Linked DNA regions of Mus musculus: region 2 is linked to region 1. The links are chromatin loops, found by intact Hi-C in ENCODE. Cell type or tissue: left cerebral cortex. All regions are shown on one strand. Each heading gives the region's core, and the rest is flanking DNA. Links, peaks and the distances in the headings are about the cores only.

Region 1 (10,448 bases), core at 921-8,920:
TGCGCGCCCCCTGGCGGACATTTCTAGCTACTTCCCCATCCCAGATTTCTATCTGGATTCTTTTACTGGAGCACAGGGACACACAGGAACTTTGTTTGGTTCCTGCTTCCAGATGGTGACATTCTGCAGGTGACTGAAGCCTTTTAGTTCCTCTGTCATGTGCCCGAAGAAATGGCCAGGTGTTTTAGAAAGCACACCTGGCACCATCCCCCAGAAAGAGCAAAACCTGAGTGTCGAGTGTTCTAGCCTCCGTACAGGGTCAGTACAGGGTGGCACTTCTGAGGCTCCATGTACCTGCTCCTTGTTATGGATATGCTCGCATCAGCATCTTTCCGCGGGGCAGTCTTCCTCTTCTGCAGTGGCCCCCATCTGAGCATGCTCAGGGGTCTCTGGATGACTGGGCATCTCAGGACAGCACTGAGATTTGCATGTGGCTTTAGAAAACTCCAAGGACTGAAAACTGCCCCTCATCATCTTTAGTCTGACATTTTTTGTATACGTTTTTGAGTTTTTATGACTGCTGTTAAGTAGAAATAGGGAGTGAGGTGAACACTATCGGTTATTATAAATCACAGTGGACATACACTATAGACCTATTCTTCATCCTGGTAAGTCTCAGCTTCTGTTCTCATGATTTATGTAGCACTGTTCCCTATTATTATCGGGTCCACCTTCTGGGACACTACCAAAGCAGTCACCAGAAAGCCCTTAAGGAGGATTGGTCAGCAGGTACCCACTTCCTGTTTAAGAAGCCCCGCCTCCTCCAAGTCCGTGTGGTCCATTGCCCTACTGTGAGACATGGGAAATTTTTCCAGAGATACTATTCCAAAGATAGCAACCTAGACTGTACCCCCTGACATGATGTCAGTGATTTGTGGAGGGAACCTAAGGCCTCGTGGCCCAGGTTGTACACTACAGGCTCGAGGCTGTTTTCTGAACATCTAAATCTTGCCTGTGTCCCCCAAGAGCTGCCCTCATAAACACGGCAGGATCAGATGCAATCTGTATTTTGGCCATAGAACCAGGAGGGAACTAGAAGTATCCTCAGGGAACCCAGGGAACCCCACCATGCTATGTCTACTCCCCGGAGACACAAGGATACCCTGTGCTTTGAGGAGTGGAGTTCCTTGCAGAAGGAAGAAGTGGAGAACCTGACAGACACCCTCTTCAGGCAGAGCTGTGCTTGCCAACCATGTGGGTGCATACTTGAGCTGGCGGGACCCTTTGCTAGCCTCCCATTGTCTCTGGACAGACCCCACCCCTGCCACTACCAGTGGTGTTTCACAAAGGGCGTAGGCTGAGGCAGGAAAGGAGATGTGCTACCATGGATCGCTGTTGTGACAGCTGCAGGCTGAGGTATTGTGGTGCCACCATTTTGACAGCTCCTTTTGGGGCATCTTACCAAGGCTGTAGGCTGGGGCAGGTAGGAGAGGCCGGCTACAGCTTCGGTAACTTTTGTGGCACCTGGCTTAGGGACTACAATGATCCTAACCCTTCCATACAACCACTTACCCTCAGCTGGATTTGCCTGTTGTGTGCATTGGTGTTCTGAGTGGTTGTTTTCTGGATGAAAGTGCTGAGGTGGTAGTCTAGGTTCATCTCACCACATGGCAGCCTCCCCTCTCCCGCAGAAAGCAGGGTAGGCAGGACTGGGGACCTGGAGTTCTGATTCTCAGCAGCCCTTCCAGCTGTGGCTCAGTGTCAAGAGACTGGCGAGGCAGTGTCCTGCTTTGGCAGTCTCCAGGGTAGACACACTGTTCTTCCTCACAGGAAGATATTAATGCAAGCCTGAAAGTGGTGGCAGTTGTGTTAGATAGCAAACCCTGTGGCTCCCTCCGTCTCTCTCTCCCTCCTGTCCAACTTCTCCCTCTTTAGGTTTCTCTGTCATGTTTCTCTCCTTTGAGCTATCTCTCTTACTGAAGGCCCAGCCATGTCATCCCTCCTGGTTGCTCCCCCGGCTCCAGGCCTCATCACCCCCATGGTTGTCAAGGTTCCCTCTCCTAAGAAAGCTTGGGAAGAGCCAGGCAGTGGTGCCGAATGCCTTTAATCCCAGCACTTGGGGCAGAGGCAGATGAATTTCTGAGTTCGAAGCCATCCTGTTCTACAGAGTGAGTTCCAGGACAGCCAGGGCTACACAGAGAAACCCTGTCTTGAAAAGCAAAAAACAAACAAACAAACAAACAAAACAAAACAAAAACCAAAAACCAAAAACCTCTACTCGCTGCCACCTCTCCTAACCTAACATTCCTGTCACTTCCATGAGGAAACTCCTTGGCTCGTATTAACAAGCTCCCAGCAGTCCAGAGATAAGAATGTTACTGAGTGGCACCAGAGGTAAGAATGTTACTGAGTGGCACCAGAGGTAAGAATGTTACTGAGTGGCACCAGAGGTAAGAATGTTACTGAGTGACACCAGAGGTAAGAATGTTACTGAGTGACACCAGAGGTAAGAATGTTACTGAGTGACTCCAGAGGTAAGAATGTTACTGAGTGGCGCCAGAGGTAAGAATGTTACTGAGTGGCACCAGAGGTAAGAATGTTACTGAGTGGCACCAGAGGTAAGAATGTTACTGAGTGGAGTCTGAAACCGAAACCCAGCAGAGACTTTCCTGCTTTACTTGAGCCTATCAACGTAGCATTTCCACTGATGGACTTGGACAATGCCTTTACTAGTTAGCGGTTTTTATTGCTATGACAAAACACAGTGACCGAATTATAAAAGAAAGCATCTCATTGGAGTTCCTGGGAGGAGGCCGTTCTCATTCAAATCCCCACACTGGCTCTCTTTTACACTGCAACAACTTCACAAAACCAGTGGCATATTTAGGGTGATCTGTACTCCTCGGACATGGTCACTCATATTTGCTTTCAGGAAAAAAAAAAACCAACAACAACAAAAAAATGATCCCTAACTCTCTTAGACGTGAAATCTGTGTTTTGTGTTGCTGACATGGACACAACCTTTATCCTCTCTCTGGCATAGTCTATACGGCCATGACCAGAGTATTTAAAGGCCTCCACTGCAAGCTATCCCAGCACACCTGGGATCCTCCTGCAACCATGCTGCTCCTGGCTTTGACCCAGTGTCTCATGGTGGAGACAGAAAGGGCTGGGGTCCTGGTGGCAGCCGGAGGGGGATGCTGTCTTGGGAAAGAGACTTCACATGTTTGACATGTCAGACCAACCCAAGGGACACACCATAAACCAGCAAACAGGTTTGTGATAGGCACATTTGACCAGCCCCGCTCAGGCATGCGTGCTTTTTGCCTTCTATTCAATTACTCACACCCATGTCTCAGAAGATGGGCATGGCTTCATTTGTCGCTTTTACCACTGGGGTCACATTACACAAATCTCTGCTTCTCCCTACTTCTTGCCTCTTCAATTGATCCACTGAAGACAGATGGCAGAGCCAAAACTTGGCAGGGCTGCCAGGACCCAGGTTCTGATCCCAATACCTGCACTATGAGCAGCTTGGGTGAGCATGCAAGCAGGCTCGCAGGTCCTGCCTCAGCGTCTAGATGAGAGCCTGCTCATGCACACTCCAGTGCAGTAGTCTATAGTGGAGGAAATCTGGGCTTAAAAACACACACATAAACTCTTTGGTGCCTGTGGTGCTTGGATGCTTCTTGGATTCTGCTTCTGCACCCCGGGAAAGGTGAGCTTAGAGACTCTTCCAATCTCTATACTCATAAGGGCAGTGAGAGTCATAGATTGAGGCTGTGCCACATGAAAGAAACTAACATTTGGTGGTGTTTACCCTGATCTGTCCTGATCTCTCCTTCCAGGGCCGTCCTCTCTATTGGTCAGTAGGTCAGATGGTAATGAGGAACTTCTGTGTTAATCTTCTACAGGAATCTTAACAAGGGAGCAAACGGTTCCTTTGGTCCTGTTGTCTGAGAACGGTGCACAAAACCACATTCAGGTATTATCCACCTGTGCTCAGAGGCTGCTTCCAACATCTCCCTGTGGGTGTGGGGGGAGTACAGCTTCAGTGTCTCACTGCTTCCAGCAAGTGGCCTTAGGTCTAATCGCCACACTCTAAGCATGTATTCATTGTTCTAAGTCACAGGCCCAGATGGGTCATGAAGAATAAATAGAAAAAGAAATAATAAACATAGAACACAAAGCATAGTAAGATTGCTTTACACTGCAGCCTCTTTTTTTTTAACTTTAGTTTTAATTTTAGTGTTATTTTGTGCATGCAGATGCCTTGTCTGTATGAACATGACATGCGTGCCTGGGGCCCAGTGCTGTCAGATCACCTGGAACTGGAGTTGCAGATGGGTGTGAACCACCATGAAGGTGCTAGGAATTGAACCTGGGTCCTCTGGAAGACCAGTGCACAGCACTGCTGAGCCATCTCTCCAGCTCCTAGGCTGCTTTTCTTAAAGGTCAGTTCGTTCAGAACAGGCTGGGCTCACAGCGTGTACGCGGCAGAATGAGTATGGCTATGAGTGATCTCAAGGCACGTTATAAACTCGGTTACGGGTTGAGTGAGGTCTGATTTATAAAGGGAAGCTTTAAACCAACACCATTTTTCAGAAAGCAGAAGTCACTCTTACAAGGGTTATCACCTGGCACTGTTCCTCAAGGCAACAACACCTCAGCAGTTTCCAAGTCTACATGCCTCTCATGAGAGCTAACGCATATGTGGGAGACATTTCTGTCAGCACTGAAGTCACAAGCCCCATTTTGTCCTGAGTTGATGACCTTAAAAGTGTAGAGGAAGTCCCCAGGATTCTAGGGGTGGCAGTGCGGAACTGTGTCCCTGGCCAAATACCAACAGTGCAGCCCCACAACCTTCTTAGCTGCCCACCAATCTCTAGGAACAGGTGGGGCACCTATGCCTTGTGGTGGCTCAGGTCATTCACCTAGTGTAGCCCACCTCCTGGAGCTCTGCCTGGGGCACTAGGCGAGGCTCCATCCTCTGCTGTCTAGAAAACAGTTGCAAAGAAAAACATAAAAGTGACCACCAGATGGAGCTCCAAAGCAGACGGAAAAAAAAACAAAAAAAACCCTGCCAGCTTCAGGCTCTGGATCACTGCTTGCAACTACCCTACTCACCACCACCGGGATAAAGCTGCATAGTTTACTCAGTTTATCCCTATCTTTCAGGAACATTTCATATGCTCCATCTGCTTTCTGGTGACCTCCCCTAGGATAGAGTTTCACGTATCCCAAACTCCATCTATTCATCTTTGTGGAAAACTTTTATGATTTGACCATTTCTGTTTTTAATGTGCTTGTGAAGTTTTCCATGTGCATGTAGAAATAGTGCTTCATGACAGGGCTGGAACGTGCTTCATGACGAGGCTGGGATGTAGCTCCGTTGGCAGAACCAAGCGGCTAACAAGCACGAGGCCTTGGGTTACATATCTAGCATCAAATAAAACCAGGTAGAGAGGCCTGTAAGCCAAGCGCTCCAGGGTGGGTGTGGTGGGTGGGGTGAGTTGTAGAGGTGGGGGAGGCAGCAGGTGGAGATGGGAGGCTCAGAAGTTCAATGCCATCCTCAGTTATATAAGCCAGACTGGGATACATGAGACCTGTCTCAAAAAGCAAGGCGGGAGAGATGGCCCAGCAGGTAAGAGCAAGGACTGCTGCTTGCAGAGGCCAGAGTTTGCCTCTAGGTACTCACATGGAGAAGCTACAGCCTTCTGTAACCGCAGCTCCAGGGCATCTGATGCACTTTTCTGGCACAAACCCACACACGTACACATAATCTTTTAAAAAGTGAAATCTTAAAAAATAAAAAATTTCAATAAATAAAAGTAACTAATTAAAATTTAGACACGTGTATGCATTTCTCTGGTTAATCTGCCATGTGCCAACTTGCCTTGAAGACTCAGAAAAAGTCCCCAAGAGTTAAAATGGGTAGTGGGGGTCTTTGGCTCATCCTAGAGAGACAAGCCGAGCAGAGAGGAAAGGAAAAAATATATATAAGAAAAATTTGGTGATTCTGAGGTAATTAAAAAAAATTAGCCCTGACATCAAAGTATGATAATATTTTTAGATAGATAATGAACAAGTGGGCCATGGTGGCATACGCCTTGAATTGCCAGCACTAGGGAGGCATAGGCAGAGGCAGAGAGGCAGAGAGGCAGAGGGGCAGAGGGGCAGAGGGGCAGAGGGGCAGAGGGGCAGAGGGGCAGAGGCAGAGGCAGGCAGAGGCATCTTTCTTCGTTTGAAACTGGTCAGGTCTTCATGGAGAGTTAGAGACCAGCCATGGTTACATAGTTAAACCTCCTGTCCTAACAAAAACAAAAACCAAAACAAACAAAACCCAAAATAGATTTTTAAAAACTAAATAAATGAACACTCTGATTGGGAAGAGACAAAATTCACAAGTAGGCATTTTACAAAAGAAGCCAAGCGCCTGTGAAAACAGGAAGCCATTTCCTGAGGATGCAGATTTAAACGGCCACCGAGGCCCGAAGCCTCTCAAGTCACAAGCCAGGTTGTTCTGCTCAGAACTTTTGCCTCAGTAATGGGAAGAGGAACTATATTTTATAAAACTCCTATTTGTCTTGGAGACAAGGCTACCTCTGCCCAGACGAAGCCTCAGGAACCATGAAACAGAGCCAAGAAGAGCTTACACATCTGTATGGCAGGCGGGCTCTGAAGTACAGGTAAGCACGGGCGTCTCCAAGTCCGTCCCTCCTGGTCAGACAGTCTCTAAACTGATGGTGTCTAGCTTCTGAGTATTCACATTTTTGTTGTTGTTGTTGTTTTTGAGACAGGGTTTCTCTGTGTAGCCCTGGCTGTCCTGGAACTCACTTTGTAGACCAGGCTGGCCTCGAACTCATAAATCCACCCGCCTCTGCCTCCCGAGTGCTGGGATTAAAGGCGTGCGCCACCACGCCCGGCTCTGAGTATTCGTCTTGTAAAACGGGGAAAGAGAACCCTTGCCTCTCCAATGCACCCAGTGCTTACCTGAGCCTCAAAGCAGAGTAAAGCCTGGCCCCGAGGAAAGCCAGGAAGGAGCACTAACCACAACAAATGAATGCATTTAGTGATGTTTAGGCTGGACTGGCTCTGATTCACGTCTCAGTCACTACTGCAGACTCTCAAAACATACTAGACCATCTTGTGTGGTGTGTAACAAGGAAGGCTACCTTTCAAGTGCCTCTAGGACATCAGGTAGTACTGTGGTTGTGGTGGACACAGAGAACAGCCCCACTGGCATTAAATGGGCAAGTGACCCAAAAAAAGATTCTTGCCAACAAGTACACAAGAGAGAAAGTGGCTAAAGGGAGGTTGTATGTACTTGGATAGTGGGAGGTCTTCTGGAAGCTTCGGTGAGCTGAAGAGGCCACTGTAGTTTAAGGCATGAGAATACAGTAATGTTGTGGGGTAGTCACCAGAGAAAACTGCTTGGGTATGTCTTTAAGCCAAGAGAAAGTCTTTACTAGCCAGCTGGTGACACACGGGGTGACCAGGATCCCAGTGTAGTTCCTTTGTCAGGGAACTCACTCTGTAGACCAGGCTGGCCTCAAACTCAGAAATTCGCCTCCCTCTGCCTCCCAAGTGCTGGGATTAAAGGCGTGTGCCACCACGCTAGGTTTAGGGTGAGCTTTCAAGCACAAAATCCATGTCCTGGGTCGACACACTTCAGTTAACACACAGTTAGCCAGAACCGGAACTACAGGAGCCAAAAAGCAAGGTCAGTACATTTTGAGACTTTCCCCAACAGCAGACTTGGGTGGATTAGGCCTTCATTTTAGTTTTGGCAGTCAGTGCTATCTACATGCTTCGTCTTACCGCCTGAATGGCGCTTTGACCGTGCAGTCAGTTGTAATAAGGTCCTGGGGTCTACTAAGGTTATAGTAAGAACGTGGCTAAAAAGTTAAAAAGATGAAGACAGTCGTTCCGGCCTGATGACTAGTTTCTTACGTTGTAGCTGCCAACTACCCAGTGCTCTCCCAACCTAAAGCTGGCACAGTCATATCTAATAGGAACTGTGAAAACCATAAAGGCAGCAAGCACAGCTGCTTGCTAAAGCTGCAACGAGGCTGAGCGGCCTGGTGCAATCGCTGTGGAGCCATCTTCCACTTATCGTCACGATTTCCACGTGTCGCACACGTGGGAGGGTCTTTTAATATTGGTACAACTTGGGGATATTGGATCGATGGGAAATTTCTTATGAATCACTTGTGATTTCTCCCAGGAGCACTGCTGCTCGCCTTCCCCAGGGAAGCCCTGATCGTACTCCTCCTCCTGCGTTTAGGGACACACACTTGGCTGGCACTACTTAAAAGTCTTCCCGGTGCCCTGGAGGTTGTAGCTCATGTGAAGATGCCAGAGATCTCCTTACGAGGCTTGGGCTCCGAGATACTATCGGAACGTCTGTTCCTATACTTGCTCAGAAACAAGACAATCAGAAAAAAAAAAAAAAAACAAAGTAAACTTAAAAAGGTAAACTCAATCCAGCAGGCCAGAGGAGTTGGCAGCAGATCAGGTTAAAGCCTCTTTCTTCTATACACTCAGGTGATTAGGTAGCATATCAGATTGGGGGCTGCATGTGCTATGCCCCTTGAGGAAAAGATAGAGCAGCGAAGTTAGATTGGCTGGAGTTATCGCTGCCCTACACAGGGGCTTATACTGGTGGACAAAGAATTGTGTGGAAAAAAAATGATAAAAGAATGAAGTATTAAGACTTCTCCTTCTTAGAAAGGGTGGCTCTTGCAGGGCACTGTGGTGTTAGATGACCAAAGAACAAAAGAATATCAAGATTAGACCTATAAATAAATTCTACAAAGATATAAGATACACACACTGTATTGTGCCAGAAATTGAATAACAAAAACAGCAGCTTTGACCTGAAGATATTTTCCTTGGTCCTAATGACAATTGGCACTCTGAACATTAAGAGTTAATTACTACACTGCTTGGAACAGCAAATCTGCCCAGGCTGGCTTGGAGATTTTCTTTCTGTCTAGTGCCCTTGAAACCATAAGAGCTGCCAGCCAGAGAATGGGCTGTAATGCTTTGGTAAAATATGCCTCTAGATCCTTAAATTTGGGTTATGGGGCAATGAGGGAATTTGATTGTAAAAGATGATGCTGTTCTGTATGGTTTATCAATGATAAATTTACAGCCTCGGATGTTCAACAGGAAGTTAAACACTTGTCTAGGGACAGAAAGAATATGATCTGTTTTGGAACAACATGAATCTATCCCTGCCTACTGGGTTCTGTATAAATAAGGAAGCACACTGACTGCCACAGTCAGGCCTGACTCACTTCTCCTTTGCCTACCTCCTCTTGGGACCTGGACAACTACTGGAATTGGCCCCCGGCACTAAGGAATAAAGAGACATTACTCAAGATATATACAAGTACCGGGATATGTGCTGGGTTTGTTTGTTTGTTTGGTTGGTTGGTTGGTTTTGTTTGGTTTGGTTTGGTTTGGTTTTTTGAGACAGGGTTTCTCTGTGTAGCCCTGGTTGTCCTGGAACTCACTCTGTAGTAGACCAGGCTGGCCTCAAACTCAGAAATTCGCCTGCCTCTGCCTCCCAAGTGCTGGGATTAAAGGCGTGAGCCACCACTGCCCGGCTAATTACATCGCTTGTTAGTGAAAAGATTCCAGCTCCAAAAAAACCCCAACAACAACAAACAACCCACCCCAAAAAACAAACAAACCCCCCACCACCACCAAACCCATACATTAGCCACAGTCCCTCCCTCAACACAAAGCTGGTGTTTTAGTACCCGGTAAAAGAAAACTGGATTTTCAAGAGAGGCCACCCAGAGCAAGGGGGGTGGGGAGGATGGAGCAGTTGGCAGAGTGCTTGCTCACCATGCACAAAACATCACAGAAAGAAACCACCACCCCAGTTCTGGGGAGATGGAGGCAAGCAATCAGAAGTTCAGAGTGAAGCTATCACAGGATCCCAGTGTGAAAGCAAAACCAAGCCAAACTTCCTCCAGCAGGGTCCATGTCCCAAGGTTCCCGTAACCTCCCCAAACTGTGCTTTCAGCTGGGAGCCACATGTTTCAATTCATGAGCCCACAGGAGACAGTGCTCATCTATACTCTAAGTTGGTGTTAAGGATGCAATTAACTACCCACACTTAGACACACATGAGCTGAGCACCCCTAATTTTGTCTTTCCTTCTGAGACAAGGTCCTACAGAGCCCAGTGTGGTGGTTTGCATGAGAATGATCCCCAGGGGCTCATACTGTTAAACTTTTAGTCTCTGGGGAGTGGAACTCTTTGAAGGGATTAGAAGGATTAGGGGGCGTGGCCTTGTTGGAGGAAGTGTGTCACTGGGCATGGAACCTCAAAGCCCATGCCAGGCCCAGGTTCTTGGCTCCAGCTACAGCCATGAGTGCTGCCATGCTCCCTGCCGTGATGATGGACAAAACCTCTGAAACTGCAAGCCAGCCTTCAATTAAATGCTTTTGTAAAAAGGAATTGCCGTGGTGTCTCTTACCAGCACTAGAGAG
Region 2 (10,448 bases), core at 857-8,856, 120 kb after region 1:
TTCCTTGGGAAACAGCAAGCTGTATGCTCACCATGTGGAGTTAGAGGCCTGAGGAGAGATGATAGGAAGGAGTCACCAGGAAGGAGGACTTGTGGCTCACCCAGGTTCATGCTCACGCTTCTCAGAAACCCAGCAGCAGTCTGCTGAGGCCCTCTCCAGGCCCCAGAGTAGGTCAGGCACAGAACTGGCTCTGCACAGGACTGAGAACACCAAAGAAGGTCAAGGGCCAGACAGCATGAGCTGAGCTGCTCGCAATCAGCACAGGCGCTTAGCAGGGAGTCGGTGCCAAACGAAGCTGGAGCGGAGGTGCTTGGGTGACGCCAAGTGCAGGCGGAGTGGGTGCCTGAGACAGGGGTTCCTGTGTGGCAGCATTCGAGCACGGTGTCAAATGGCTTCTGTGGTAAGGAAGGCAAAGTTCTCAAAGTACAGGCCACCAAAGACCTTGTCTGGGGATAAGGAAGACCTTTCTGCAAGTGGTAGCAATGAGGAGGGCTACTGAGAGAAGCCTGACACCAGCTTCAGTCACAGCCTGGGGGTGACAAGAAGCCTGTCTCCCTGGGGCCCAGTGTGCATGCTCAGATGTGAAAGGTGACAGTCACGGGTCACTCAGGCTGAGGTGCCCTGGAGAGATGTGTATCATAGAGGAAAGGCTCATTTGCCTTGCAGGTATTTTGAGTGACCAGGAACATGCTTGCCTCCCGAGAACACGAGAACACAAGAAAAAACACCATCCAATCTCTGAGAACCAGGTCAGGGGAAAGCATCCCATGTCAGAACACCTCAGCAGAGCTCCTAGTTGGCTGCAGGCGGGAGATGGCTGTTAGGAGGGGCATGTGAAGTCACCACACTGCCATAGAATTGTATTTCTGACTTTGTCTTCCTGGCCTCCTCAATGTTCCCACATCGGTGCCAACAGCACCTAGTTGTGAAAGGTGTGCCCAGCCCTTCCAGGTAAGAATCCAAGACTTCCAGGACAGTGCAGAGCCTCACAGTGAGCAAACACTGGCCCTGGTGGCCTTGGTGCCAGACTGGCCAGCTCCAAGAGCGTGAGCTCCACAGCATTGTGTTATCACACTAATTCCTAAAATCAAGTGGTAGTATTTGTGGTGTAATTAGTAGAAATTGGCAAGTCATTAAGGCAGGTTGTCATTGGGTCTCTAATAATGTCAGAGTCATCTGTAAGTGGACAAACTTTATACATAAAGAGATGTACAGATAGATTAGCTGTCCTGCGTTGACAAAAGATTGCTTACAGGGAGATTCAAATTAGCCACCACTATGTCCCGACTTCTCAGTTAAGTGGTTCACACACTGTGACTCTACCCCACTGCTCAAAACAAACAGGCTGGGTGAGTGGATAGGGGTGGCATTCAGTTGGTACAGTGTGGCCTCACAGGCATGAAGTCCTGGTTTAATACTGGGTGTGGTACCGCACGCATATAATCCCAGCACTCCACAGGCAGAGGCAGAAGCTGTCTAATCAAGCTCTGAGCCTCACTAGGAATTCCTTGCCAGGGATGGAGGTGATGGGGACATTAAACGGGAGGGGGGGGTCACCTTTAGAACACAAGGTGAGAACTGGGAGGGATATGCAGCCCCGTTAAATTTATTCGGATTGCAAGGCTCTAAAGCCAGACCTGGTGACACAGGCCTGGAATCCTTGCTACTCTAAAGGCTAAGATAGAAGCATAGAAAATACAAGCAGGTTCAGCCATATAGTAAGTTCAACAGCAGCCTGAATAATTTTATAGACACTTGTCTCAGTGTTTAGAAGGTGAGACAGTGAATGGTGCATAACTACCATCCCAGCACTTGGGAGGTAGAGGCAGGGGGAGCAGGAGTTGAAGGGTCCACATGAGTTTTGAGGCCAGCTTGGGCTCCATGGCTCAAGCAAAGAAACAAAAGGTAAAACAGAAGGCTGTGAATGTGCGCAGAGGTGGGATGCTTGCTTATCATGTCTGAGACCTTAGCTCCAGCACCTAATAGAGCAAAAGCGGGGCGAGAAAGAATAGACTAAAAGGCAGATTCGGTTTTTAAAAACATTATATATGTGAGTGTTTTGCTTACACATGAGTGTTTGTGCCACATGCATTTCTGGTGCCTTAGGAAGTCACCTCCTAAGAATGACTGGAACTGGAATTATGAATGGTCATGAGCCGTGTAGGTGCTAGGAATTGAACCCAGGTCCTCTGCAAGAACAAGAGCTCTTAACCACAAAACCCTCTCTTCAGTCCCGACAGAAGGCAAACTTTTTTTTTTCTTAAAAAGATTTATCTTATGTGTGTGAGTGTTTTGCTTCATGTCTGTACTCATGTCTGTGCAGTGATCCCAGAGGCATGAAGAGAATATCAGAGTTACAGATACTCTCTTGTCAGCACCATGTGGGTTCTGGGAACTGAACCAGGGTCCTCAGCAAGAGCAGCTAGTGTTCTTAACCACTGAGCCACCTTTTCAGCCCTAAAAGGCAGATTTTAAGGCAACTTCTCCAGAATGTGGGTAGTTGTAACTCAATCTAACCAGTGTGACAGAACATACTTCCTGTCACCTACTTCACTTCCTGTTGAGAGAAATTAAAAACCTAAGCTAACATCGAACCTAAGACATGTTCCTGCCAATGAGAGGTGGCACAGACCCGAATCCAAGATTCTGCTAGTCAGGTTGGGCAGCCTGGAGGGATTGCCAAGACCCTGAAGGCACTGCCAGCTCTCTCCTGAGCCTGTCCCTAGTGGGGCAAAGTGAAGTTGCACAAGCCAGCTATCATGGTCGTATCATGCCTGCTCTCTCTCAAGAGCTCCATGTGCCAGAACTTAAGGAGCCCCAGCAGCTGGCAAACTTGAGAATCTAACTCCATTGTTGTCCCCGTGTCTTCCCAGGGCACAGAGAGTGACTGCCATGCACCCAGCACAGGTGCCTCACTCTCAGAATGCTTGGACTGGAGCCTAGACTCCAGAAAACCCATGGTTCTCAAAGTCGGGATCATATTGCTTCAAACCATGTTGTTTTGGGTCTCTCCATGACATCTGGCCCTCAGTGGTCGTGTGTACATTGTCCTTCTTGAGGGCTGAAGCTGGGAGGTGACTCAGTGCTGCCTGCTGTGGGGCATGGAGAAGCTCAGATATACCCTAGCGAGGTTCTAGTCACCCAGTGTTACTCTGATCCCCGCCCTAAGCACTGACAAACAAGCTGCAGCAGGGCCTGCTGGGGACCTGTCTCCTCCAGCCATAGGCAAGACCAAGTCACCAGTAGAAAGTGGCAGGTGCCACATAGAAGAGTATTTTTGGTCTTTCTGTCATGACTTGGGATGTGTTGCTGTGTGTAGAAGATAGAGGCCAGGAGTGGTGTCCAAGAGCCCCTCTCCTCAGGACTCAGCATTCCTATATGAAGAGCCTGCACTAGAGTCCCGGAGAAGGTAGATGGTTATGTCATAACGCCCAGTCAGGGAACCACAGTGGAAAGTGTTTGCAGATAGCAGCAGCAAGATAAAAAACGGTCAACAGTGGCAGTCTTGAGGGCTGGAGTGCAGTAAACCTAGCCACTGTAAAGACTATAGAAGATAGTCTAAGCAAGAGGCCAGTAAAGGAGAGGGGCCCCGCCACAACCACCACTTAAGGAAGGGCTGGGACCAGGCAATGGCGTGGCAGTCATGGCTGAGGATCACCTGGTCCCAGAAGTGTTCTGAGAGGAGGGGTCAAGGCCAACCGTGCAGAACTGCCCTGAGAGGTCTCAGCTTAGGACGGTGTCAAGAGAGGGAGAAGGTGGGATGGAGAGATGGTTCAGAGGCTAAGGGCACTGACTGCTCTCACAGAGATCCTGAGTTCAGTTCCCAGCAACCACCTGTGGCTCACAACCATCTGTGATGGGATCTGATGCCCTCTTCTGGTGTGTCTGAAGGCAGCTACAGTGTACTCATATACATAAAAATAAATAAATGCATAAATAAATACTATTTAAAAAGGAAAAAAGTGGGGGGAGAAGGTGGGAATCTCAGCCCAGAGCAGCTCCAGGCACCAGGATCAGGACTCGGTGCTCACCAAGGGCACTCTTGCATCCTGAGTCCTCTAAGAAGCCACCGTGGGTGGCCACACTTGGTCTGGAGCACTGGAGATCTGGAAACAGGCCCTTTCTTCAAGACAGTGCTTCTCAACCTGCAGACTATGAGCCCTCTGGGGAATCAAACATCCTATCAATGGTTGCCTAAGACCAGTAATAAACATAGATATTTACATTAAGATTCATAACTAGCAAAATTATAGTAATGGAGTAGCAAGGAGATAACTTCATGGTTGGGGGTCACCACAGCATAAGAAACTGTATTAAGGGGTCATACACATTAGAGAGGTTGAGAATCACTGGACTGCGGCTTCATCCCCAGAAGGTGTCTATGTTAGGTCTTTTCCCATGAAGGGAAAAGGACAGGAGAGACCACATGAGACTCAATTTTAAAACAAGCCAGCTGAGAGTAGCCCAGTCAGGTAATCATGAAAATTGAAACTGTGACCCTGTTGGTATCAGAGGTCCTAAGAGATACATGTGACAGAAACTTGGAGCTTCCACTTCAGGAGCAAGGCAGGTGCTCTAAGACAGGCATGAGCAGGTGAGAAAAAAAAAATCCACTTATACTGGTTTTCAAGATATATTGCATATCAGATATTTACATTATAATTCATATCAGTAGCAAAATTATAGTCATGAAGTAGCAATGAAAATAATTCTATAGTTGGGGGTCACCACATCATGAGGAACTGTTTTAAAGGATCGCAGCATTAGGAAGGCTGAGAACCACTGGGTTAGGAGAAAGGCAGTCGATGAACTAGTCAGGGGTTGCCCGGTGAAACAGCCCATGGTGGGCATATGCCCAGGATTTCAGTGGTGGCTTGTGAGATTAGACTTCACTAACCTCACAAGTTGCTCCTAGACAGGACAGGTCACAGTGGTGCATAAGCAGTGGGCTGTGTGACCAGGATCAAGTGACTTCTCAGTCTCCTTTTCTCCAAAACAGGCAGTAGTTAACACCTGGCCCAAAGGAGGAGGCTTTGAAACACTGGCCACAGCAGCATGCTTCTCTCCTGCTGGGGTTTATAATGAGGCTGTGAGCGTGGGAGTGGAGCGAGTGGTAGAATGCTAACGTGTACAGAGCTCTGGGTGCCATGCCTGAACATGAACACACACAGGCACACACAGATGGGGATGGGGGGGGGGAATTATATTTGCAAGTATAGAAATAGAACCTAGGGTTTTCTTCAGATGTCTTACTATGTCACCTCAAACTTATGAGCCTCTTGTACCATCATGCCTGGCTCTTAGAAAGTTTTGAGGAAGTGGAGAAAAAGTAGATCCCTGTTTCTTGAGCACCAGCCACTCTGATGGCTGTTCCGTGCCGGGTTAGGACCTGGACCTGTTTTGCTTTTTTTTTCCAGGATGCCCACAGCAGCCTCTGCACCTTTTTTGTGCATCAGGGTATCTGGACCTAGGTTGGACCCACTGTCTTCTGAGTGCCCACCTATATGTGCCACATTTGGGCAATACAGCAGAGTCACAGATCACAGTTGATCCTTCACAGAGCCCTGGAGGTAGTATCTCCTTTTTAGGAACACTTGGTCTTCAGTAGGGAAAGGCCTAGGTGGAGTTGGTGCTGCTCTGCTACAGAACAGCCTGCAGGCTCCGAGCTGTGCTGCCTTGGCGTGGAACACTGCCCAGCATGCAGAGTGCTGCATCATACAGTCCCAAGCTGGCCAAGGAGCTGCAGCCATGGCTCTTGAAGGGAAGTTAGTAGAGTGTCTCGGGACTTTGGGTTTGCTGCCTGGAGCACAAAATGGCCTGGAGGCAATTCTATGGACTTAGTTGTATCCTATTTCATCTAAGTGATAAGATGATGCCTAAAAAGCCGGGCAGTGGTGGCACATACCTTTAATCCCAGCACTTGGGAGGCAGAGGCAGGTGGATTTCTGAGTTCGAGGCCAGCCTGGTCTACAAAGTGAGTTTCAGGGCTACACAGAGAAACCTTGTCTCGAAAAACCAAAAAAAAAAAAAAAAAAAGACGATGCCTAAGAAAAGTGCTAGCCATGATGGTCAGTCCCTTTGGCCTCGATCAGCACAGCCTGTGACTGACGGTGACTCTAGCCTGAGCCAGTTCCTGGTAAGTGAGCTACTTTAAGACCAGGCCATCAGCACATACCACCAGAATGTGGGACAAGCAGGCCAGTTGACAGTCTTGGGCTTTATCCATGGCAGTGGGGTAGCAGCTGACATACTGCTATTCAGTGAAACCTTCAGCACCGTCCATTGGGCTCTGTGCAGCCAGGCTGTATTCCTGCAAAACATCCAGTGGAGCCTGAGGTACATGGGTTCGAGACCCCATTGGAGTGATGCCCTTCTGCCAAACTCTTAGTAGTAATGTTACCACACAAATCAATTAATGACTCCATTCAACAGTTGGGGTGGGGAGGGTGACTTTACTTAGCTCACTGAGGTGACAAGGTGACGATGCATGATTTTAAAGTCCTTCCTGGGTATCAGAGTTCTACTCCAGGGACCTGTGCTACCTGATCCAGACGGATGTTTCTAATGCTATGGAAATTCCATCTCTCAGGAGCACTTTCTAACCCACTGCTGAGTGCCAAGACCGCTTCAAGCATGTGGGTCCCAAGGCCATACCCTGAGACTCTGATTCTGAGGCAGGGACGCTATCCTAGTTGGTGTAGACTAGAAAATAAACAGGTCTCCTGGACTAGGGCTGCCAGCCCTGAATGCCTTTGCAGGCTAGAGCTGGCAGCTGTTTGCAGCCCCTCCAGAAGCTGCCTGCCCTTATTAAGGGCCCCTAAAGAGGCCAATGAAGGGTCAGCACCCTGTTATAGCTAAGAGTCCCATCCACATAGCATGCCTGGGCCACACTGCATGAGCTGCCAGGACACACAAACCAGTTACATTTACAAGGGTCCTTAGTTATCTCTGATCACAGACAGCAGCTCCCTGTAGGAACAGCCTCTATAGGAGATCAGCTTCTCTTTCCCCTAAGATGTGTTAGCCTATGGGTAGCCATATGCACAGGCCAATATAATGAAGATGGAGTGTGACCTGAGTCTCTCTTGGCAGTGAGATCCATGGGTAAAGCACTAGAGAACTCAGGTTCCACCCAGACTTCAGAGATGCCAGCATGCATGCCCTCAGCTTTAATTCTCCTGGAGGATCCTGTCTTCATGCCCTTCCCTCTATGGTTAGCTGGAGCTCCAGACCATGTGCTCTCATCTCTTGCTGACAGACAAACCCAGGGCCTGAGAGAGACTGAGCAACAAGAGGGACATGTGGAGAGCACATGAGGGCTGTGCTTTTACTCTAATGTGTGCTAGTGTTTGGCAGTTGGCACCCTGAAGTAGAGAGGGACAAAGGCCATCCATGGCACTGGGCCCTGGTGCCAGATGGGTAGGTAGAGGTGGGAAGGATCCCAGTTGTGACCAAGTGTGGCAGTCATGTGTCTAGAAACACTAGCACAGCCAGCATTTTTCTTACCTCCATGCCCAGCTGTGGACTGCTGCTGTGACCCACCAGGCTCTGGGAGAGTTCCTTCTCACGTGTGCTAGAAAGGGCGTTGAATTGAAAGCCCACCCAGGATTGCATGGAACAAGCCCTCAGAGGCTGTTGTATCCTGAATATACTGGGTGTAGTGAGTACTAACACTGGTGGGAGAGGAGGACAGGATGCCAGCTGGCCTTCACCAGCTGTTGTTACCTGAGCTAAGAGTCCAGTTGTGTGTGTGTGTGGGGGGGGGGGTGTTCCAGCTGCACCTCTAGCCTGGCCAACCTCCCACTGGCCCCCAACTGCCATCCCCATACTCCTTGCCTCCAGACATCTGCTGGCCCAGTGCCTTAGGCTCTGATGAGTGGAATTGATCCTGTTCCTTCTGCCCCTCGACCACACAATGGCATTCAGTACAAGTACTACAACCCACAATCCCCCAACCCGACCCCCCCCCCAAAAAAAACCAGCAGAAGCCAGACTAGCTATAGGCTCTCCTCTGCTATCCTACAGGCTTACCCTATTAATACTCTACAGCGCCTGCCTACAAGGAGCCTCCTTTGAGTGCTTTTGTTTATACTGGGTAATGTGTCCACACCCAACCCTCAACCCATTTAACCTTTTCTGGGAAAGGAATCACAAAGGACTCCAACTGGGAGGTACAATATCTGGGCACTCTGTTTTAGCTAAAGCCCTGTGATAGCTTCTGAGCCAACCCAGAGCTGGGGGAGATCACTGACCACCCCCAGCGACTGCTTCCTTTCAGACAGCAGGGAGGTGGACCCTTAGGCCTCCAAAGGTCTGCAAAGACTCCTGGGAGCTTCACCCCAAGCCGGCTAGGGCTGCCCCCTCCAGGCGGCTTTGAGGATATGTGTGGCAACAAAGACTTCTCAAGACTTTGAGCCTCCTGCCGACCATAAATATTAAAACATGTTTATCAGAGCAAAGCAGCTCTGCCTGGTGATTGTGTGGGTAGGCGGGACAAAGGCCAACTTAATAGGCCCTTCAAAGATTCGCTAGAAACTGAAAGGAAGGGAAACCTGCATTTGTCGGGGGAACCTGCCTAGGAAAATTCTGTTTCCGGACGAATCCGGGAAGGGCAGAGTGATCATCGCACTGCCCGGGAGGGTGCACGAAGGCCAAGCTCTGTTATTACAATAATTCAGAAGACTGAATTCACGCACCGGGGTGGATGTGTCCCTACATCGCCCCCAGGATCTCGAGGCCCACCTTAACCCCAAGGCGCGCTCCAGACGCACGTGTCTCTAAACTGCACCTTGACCCACTGCTACCCGCCTTGGCTTAGCGTTGCTGTCCGGAGACCACGCCTCCGGCGGGGTTCTCCGTCTCCCCGGAATCCAGCACCGGCCATTGGCTGCTCTCAGCTCTCCGCCCCGACGCGTGCCCCAGTGCATCCCGCCCAAGCCTCAGTTTCCCGGCTGGCACGGGGCGTGGCGTGGGCGGGGCTCAGCTCAGGCCACGCGGGGCGGAGCCCGGGAGCTGACGTGACCACCCCGCCTCCCGGACCAGAATTGGTCGTGGTCTCAGTAGCCTCCGGCTCCGCTGCTTCCCGAGAACCCCGCGCCGGAGGCTCGGACCCGAGGTCGACGCCGGGCGCCTCTCCTCCTGCCCGCTATGGCTGCGCCTCGCGGGCCCCGCGCTCTGTCGGCCGCCGCGCCGGGGTCCGGGAAGCCCAAACTGACGCACCCCGGGAAGGCAATCCTAGCAGGTGGGTCACTCGGAACCCCAACTCAGAGCCTGTCCGACAGCGCTTCCGGGTGGGCCGGGGACGCCCAGGCCCCGCCCAACTTCCGGAGGGGCGGAGGTGTCGGGGTTGCGACCCGGGACCCCTAAGTCCACTCGTCTGCTGTCGCTCAGAGTCTCTTGGGCACTCCAGGCGGAGACCACCGGGTGGGGGCGTGGGCATCGTCGGGACGCTGGCAGCGACGCGGGCAAAGTCCGGGCGGGGGAGGGGCCGCGCGGCGGCGGCAGCGGTGGCAGCGGTAGCGGCTGGGTCCACCGGGCAAGGGTGTCCCTAGCCCCAGGCATTTGGTCCCCACAGGCGGCCTGGCTGGAGGCATCGAAATCTGCATCACCTTCCCGACCGAATACGTGAAGACGCAGCTGCAGCTAGATGAACGAGCGAACCCACCGCGGTACCGGGGCATCGGTAAGGAGGGACTCCCGGGGGTGGCTAGGGGGACACTGCGGAGCAGAGGAGCTAGGGTCTTGACCGCGCCTCCCGTAGGAGACTGCGTGCGGCAAACTGTCCGCAGCCATGGCGTCCTGGGCCTGTACCGCGGCCTCAGCTCCTTGCTCTACGGCTCCATCCCCAAGGCGGCTGTCAGGTGAGACTCTGCTCTGTTGAAACGACCCGGAGGGAGTGGCCGCAGCGGGCCCCCTCACATGTCTTCTTCATTAGGTTTGGGATGTTCGAGTTCCTCAGCAACCACATGCGGGATGCCCAAGGTAGGCTCGACAGCAGGAGAGGACTATTGTGCGGTCTGGGTGCCGGCGTGGCAGAAGCAGTGGTAGTCGTGTGCCCTATGGAGACCATCAAGGTGAGGGATTGAGCCTTTCAGGGGTAGCCAGGGTATCTTCGGGCTCCCAGGTTTTAATGGCATGTGCCCCCATGGAGGCTGTCAAGGTGGGAAGGGTCCCCACACATATGCACCAGGTTCGTGGTAAATGGTGGCAGAAAGGGTCTCCTGTGGCGGCTCATGCGTAATAAAAGCATGAGCGAAGTCTTCAAAGCATAACTCACTATTCAAAGTCTAGGAAATAGCAAATGTAACGCTGGGGAAACCCTCTGAGGTCTTGGGGCCTATGTGTAATGGAACTCAAGAACAGCCTAGGGATTTCCTGCAGAAGAGCTGGGAGTCCCCAGCTTTGGCCTAACGTTGGTAAGGTCTGGGTCTGCCAGATAAAGTGCAGAT

Evidence for each region. Hi-C counts contacts between places; a loop is a spot of excess contacts. Peaks named below come from ENCODE experiments on the same cell type or tissue, not always from the same donor. Only the 100,000 strongest peaks of a DNase experiment are listed, where the experiment ranks them.
Region 2: it touches region 1 in a loop (2.5-fold over the local background); 14 of 42 quality-filtered maps call a loop at or near these places.

What each region holds. Positions count from the first base shown.
Region 1 is chr16:18,042,380-18,052,827 of GRCm38, reverse strand. No RefSeq gene overlaps it. Among named protein-coding and RNA genes, the nearest start is that of Dgcr6, 19 kb to the left of the region's middle. In left cerebral cortex, for the core only: a CTCF peak has its summit at 4,971 (motif pointing right); a DNase peak (open chromatin) is centred at 4,991.
Region 2 is chr16:17,926,779-17,937,226 of GRCm38, reverse strand. Gm41427 (a long non-coding RNA gene) reads right to left here and starts at 1,117. Exons shown (of 4, transcript XR_875938.1): 1 at 32-1,117. It overlaps Slc25a1 (solute carrier family 25 (mitochondrial carrier, citrate transporter), member 1), which reads left to right and starts at 9,008. Exons shown (of 9, transcript NM_153150.2): 1 at 9,008-9,241; 2 at 9,575-9,682; 3 at 9,761-9,860; 4 at 9,935-10,073. The coding sequence starts at 9,148. In left cerebral cortex, for the core only: a CTCF peak has its summit at 8,372 (motif pointing left); DNase peaks (open chromatin) are centred at 5,120 and 8,392; H3K4me3 peaks cover 574 bases; H3K27ac peaks cover 753 bases.